Linked DNA regions of Homo sapiens: region 2 is linked to region 1. A link is a loop called in an ENCODE intact Hi-C map of the cell type or tissue named here. Cell type or tissue: psoas muscle. All regions are shown on one strand.

Region 1 (2,500 bases):
CCCCTGCTTGGTAATTCACACCCAGGTGCCTTTCAGTTGGCAATGTCAGGAATACTCCAGGATTACCTGTTGTGATTGAGGGGTTGAGCTGAGGGGGTAAACTAGTTCGTGGCTGTGCCCTGTGGGCCTGGTGACCTTCAGACAAACACATGGAGTGTGTGTTTGAACTGGGACACAGGCCGTGTTGATGAAGTATCTGGTCTGTGAGCAACACCACACCTGTGGCTCCTGACACCTGGGCCAGCACTTCCCTCAGCCTCCCAGCAGAAGCACCGAGCAGCAGGGCTGCTGTGTCATGGACGCTTAGACCTGCTGTCTGTTGCTTTGCCTTTCCTAGCCCTCGGTCAGGTGTCTGTGCGGACACATCTGTTCCCCCAACTTGTGTGGGTTCCTGAAAATTATGGACCCCTGCCGCTTACGACCGTTGTCCTTGGAGTCCAACGGTGCCGGGCATTGGGAAGAGGTTTGGTTGTTGAATGACTGGATGATGGTCAGAAGTCCTTTGTTGCCGTTATTCAATTGCTTCAGGCACAGGGGAGTTAGGGGGTAAAGTGGGTGTCTTTCTTTCTCATGATTTAGTCCTGTTGGTCCCCACAGCCCCTAAGGACTGCTGGTACTAACAACACATGAGATATTGGGGGGTTACATCAATTGAGGCAGGAAGGAAAACTTGAAAGGCAGATCAAGACAGATCATTTACTGACTTTTCAAATAATTGCTTTCTGAAGAGCAGTGTTTTGACTCACCTTGGCTTTGCAGGTGGGAGCTGTATTAGGCTGTTAGGTCAGGGAAATGCCTTCCTCTTTGGTTCTGCTGCATCTCACAACCTCCGTGGCACATAAAATGGCCTAGCAGTTGTTGCTGAGAAAACTCGGGCCCTTGGCCATTCACTCTGGCCCAGCTCAAGCTTTGCATTTCCCAGGAAGCATCATGGGTGCTTTTAAACCATAGTTGACCTCATAGTCTTCTTTCCCTGACTGCTCATGCTTAGTACTGGAGCAGTGGGAACAGGTGATTTATGTGATTTATCTAAGGTGGGTGCTTAGTTGCACAGAGGAGCTAACTCATCAGTGCTTCCATACAGGGTCTCCTGCACCCACTGCTGCACCAGCCAAAGGCAGTCAGTCATACTCTTAGACAAGTGAGCTCGTTTTGTCTCAGCCTGGGGTTGAATCTCCCATCTACAGTCTGTTGTCAGGTCCTCAGACTTTGCATTCCCAGTGGAGCATAGGGAAGGGTAGGAGGCCCTGAGCTCCCAGCTGTGGCCGTTCTCACCCCTGGCCTCCTTGGGAATATCTCCACTTGTGGTCTGGGTTAGACTTGTTTGTTTGTGTTTGAAGTTCCCCGACTCTGAGTTTGACGTCAAGGCAGGATTGCTAGTGGGAGGCTTGGCGGGGAGGTTGTCTCTACACAAATGTAAAAGCCTGGCAGCTTCCCCAGGAGAGTGCGGGTATGGGCCGGGCCGGGAGAGGGCTGGCTGTTGCGAAATGCCCAGCTCAAGGATTGAGGTCACTTGTACTTTCTCCTCTCCTTGCCCCACTTTCCCTGTGTGCCTCTCCTGCTCTGTCCCATGCCCATGAATGTCAGCCCCCGTGGGCGCCCTTGAGGGCTGGGCAGTGCTGGGAGCCAAGGGGCTGCCTCTGGTCCCCTCGGAGCTGGGTGCTATGGTCGCTGCGTGCCTGTGCGTGGAACTGTCAGCTGCATCACAACCTCCAGAGGCCTCCTTACATTCTCAGAAATCATTTTGCAACAAGTTGGCCATGGCAGCCAGGCTAGACTGCTTAGCTGGCTGGGTTGGTGGGAAGTCCCCAGAAATGCACTCCAGCTTTGGGAAGGAAGTGGAAGATGTAAGGGGAGCTTCCCCGAGGCATGGACAGAATGGGTCAATAGTGGAGGAGGAGCAGCAGCTTCAGGGACCACTGGAATGAAGGCTGGAGTAAGTTGCCAGGGCTTTGGTGGCATCCTGAAGTTCGGGATGGTATAGTCAGGGACTTGGCAGGAGCAAAGACTGCTGTGGGCACCACGTAAGAGTCTGGTGCTGCCTACTGAGGAGAAAGGAGTCAGGGTCTTGTGGGTGCTGGTGAGCTGGAAGCTGGTCCACAACTGCACCTGCCACAGGAGGACTAAATAAAACAAGAGGCAAGTGATGGACGAATGGAGTGGCTGTCCAGTTACTTCGTGTCACTCTGTAAAGCATACTAGGATCTTCTTAAAAGGGATGGCCTCAGGTTATAGGCAGCATGATGGCTAGTTTTAATGAATTTAATGCTGGCTTAGAGCCAGGGGTGGGGTACAGCCCAGAGGGTAGGTTATTGCAAGTCAGGACCAGAGGTGGTGGCCCAGTTGGGTGGCTGGATACATTTAGAGGGTGTGGGCAAGCCTGTGGCTCTTATTCACAGGATTCACTGCCTGGAACAGTCTAGGCGTGGCTGGATTTTGGGCTTTGGATCGCAAAAGAGGTAGACCCTGCCCACTGCCATCCTGCTTGTACCAGTCAAGA
Region 2 (2,500 bases), 47 kb after region 1:
GGTTGGGAGCACGTTCCTGCACGTGGCTATGCTGTGGGGCCTCTCTCATGAGTCAGAGCGGAGGGAGACAGCTGTGCCTCTGGAGTCTGCTTTTAATTGTCTGGAAATGCAGAGATGTCTGGTTTTTGCCTGAGCAAAATAGGAGTTTATTTTTGTACTATCCCGAGCTGGCTAAGGAGAGTCACGTAGCTGTGGGCGGGGTCTTGGGGATGAGGAGGGGTACAGCAGGCAGGGACTATGCTGAAGTGGAGCTGGCTGTAGGAACCCCAGGGAGGCACAGGGGGAGCATGAAGAGGAGCTACACTTCCCTCCCTTAGTGCCCGGGCAGAAACTCCCAGGGCCCTTCACAGAACCTTGGAGGAACATTCAACACCCCCATCTCTAGGACAGCCCCAGCCTTGTCATCCTCCAATTGCTGTGGTAACACGGGGACTGGAGCAGTGAGATTATTAGGCCTTCAGGGCCAGTGTCTCCATGCAGATCAGATGGAGGCGGTGCTTGGCACATACACCACCTCACTGCCCATGCCCCCAGAAGTTGGTGCAGATCATAAGGTGGCTTTTGGGGCTAATTGATTGAAGTTCCAACATAGTCTGTTTCTCCTAGGCTGGTAGCTGGCACCTTTGGCCCCATGTGTTTTTTAATTATTTTTTCTTTTGAGACGAAATCTCGCTCTATCACCCAGGCTGAAGTGCAGTAGTGCAATCTCAGCTCACTGCAGCCTCTGCCTCCCGGGTTCAAGCAATTCTCCTGCCTCAGCCTCCCGAGTAGCCAGGATTAAAGGTGCCTGCCACCACACATGGCTAATTTTTGTATTTTTAATAGAGACGGGGTTTCACCATGTTAGCCAGGCTGGTCTCAAACTCCTGACCTCAGGTGATCTTCCTGCCTCAGCCTCCCAAAGTGCTGGGATTACAGGTGTGAGCCACTGCGCCCAGTCATGCCCATGTGTTTTGGTGGTCTTGGCTGCTGATGGGTGGGGTGAGCCCCAGGAGGAAGTTGGGACAAGTCAACCTCATGGCAGATGTGCCAGGGAGAGCTGCGGGTGAGATAGATTGTTCCTATCCCCCTCTCCTTGATGTGGGAGGACTCAGTACCTCCAGCACACCCTTCTCATGGAGGTTGGTTATGTGGTACTTGGCCTCAAGTGAACCAGCACTTCATGAGTCCAGCTTTGTGCTAGACCAGCACTTGGGATTGAGGGGGGCAGTGGCCACCCTCGGGGGACCTTCTGACTCAGAGGACATGAGATGGCCACACTCGAGCACTGTGTTCCTGACCTTTCTGGGTCACAGGTCACCTTGATGATTGGATGAAAGTCTTAGATCTTCTTTCCAGAGAAAAGTCTACAACATTCTACTGAACCAGTCCAGAGGGTTCCCGGACCCCCGAAGCCCACCCATGGGCTGGCTCTGGGAGGCAATGGCGCTGAGTATGGGGGCGTGAGTTGAATGTGCGGGCTGCCGGTGGGTGGAGAGAGTGCTTCCAGCAGCTTGTCTACTGCACTAGGGATGCCTGTTCTTACGGGGAATCCCAGGCTGGGAGAGGGAACGTCCTCCGGAAGGCCAGCAGCAGGGGCATCCCAAAGCGTATGGCCCTTATCTCAGCAGAGAAGGAGGGTGCCCAAGAAGTCCCCAGAGGCTCAGGCTTGTACCTGGGTGGGGCTGGCCCACTCGAGAATGTGGTAAAGCTTCACCTTGTCCTCGTTCTATCTGCCCATATCTGGCAGTGGCCTCTCCCAGAGGAATATCCTCCAGGGGCTTCTGCCTGGAAAGGCACTGGATGGGCTGGCTAGCCTCGGCCCTCCACCTGAGGTAAACAGCTTCAGCCATTTACCAGGAAATACCCAGAATTGAGCCCCTGCACACTGGGGGCCTGTGGTGTGTCGGTGAGAGGTTGCAAGAGGTTGGGCTGTGTAGAAGCTTCTGCCCTCACTCTGGCTTTGCCTTCTGCCTCTCCAGCCTGCCTTCTTCCTCATCTGGAAACATCACAGGGGCAGCTGACTGAGCCATCCTCAGAGGCCAGGAGCAAGCTAGAGGACCAAGCGAGGCGAGGGGAACCACACCATGCCACTGGGCTAGCCTGGCCTGCTCCTGTGTTGATGGACATAGATCAGGGAGATGCTTATATAATAAACCATTGCGCCCCCCTCTAGCCTGTGGTCTCTGAATTAGGAAGTCATGGGCACGAGCTGTCGCCTGCGGAGTTCCTCAGCCTGCCCATCCGGCCTCTTTCCCTGCAGATCTCTCGCATGGATCCCCACAGATGGTACGGAGGGATATCGGGCTGTCGGTGACGCACAGGTAGGCACAGCGGGCCTGGAGGGGGAGCAGGGCACAGCCGGGCTGGTACCCAGATGGGGCCAGGAGTTCTGGTCACTGTTTCTCAGCGAGCTCTTTGCCTCTGACGGGCCTGTCCATTTCACCTGTGGGACATGGCCCTGCACTTACCTGGAGCCCTCACCTTGCCAGGGTGGCCACATGGACTTGCAGCTCCCTCA

The links. Hi-C counts contacts between places; a loop is a spot of excess contacts. Peaks named below come from ENCODE experiments on the same cell type or tissue, not always from the same donor. Only the 100,000 strongest peaks of a DNase experiment are listed, where the experiment ranks them.
Region 2: a loop joins it to region 1, with 5 times the contacts of the local background. A loop is called at or near these places in 10 of 110 quality-filtered maps.

The regions. Positions count from the first base shown.
Region 1 is chr17:27,539,129-27,541,628 of GRCh38, forward strand. The region is part of intron 1 of KSR1 (kinase suppressor of ras 1); the gene reads left to right. It overlaps LOC124903960 (a long non-coding RNA gene), which reads right to left. Exons shown (of 2, transcript XR_007065680.1): 2 at 671-2,500. Among named protein-coding and RNA genes, the nearest start is that of KSR1, 84 kb to the left of the region's middle. RefSeq lists an enhancer at 1,069-1,868. In psoas muscle, no CTCF peak of the experiment used is centred here; a DNase peak (open chromatin) is centred at 1,473; H3K27ac peaks cover 1,375 bases.
Region 2 is chr17:27,586,233-27,588,732 of GRCh38, forward strand. It overlaps KSR1 (kinase suppressor of ras 1), which reads left to right. Exons shown (of 21, transcript NM_001394583.1): 6 at 2,243-2,303. Among named protein-coding and RNA genes, the nearest start is that of LGALS9, 44 kb to the right of the region's middle. In psoas muscle, no CTCF peak of the experiment used is centred here; no DNase peak of the experiment used is centred here.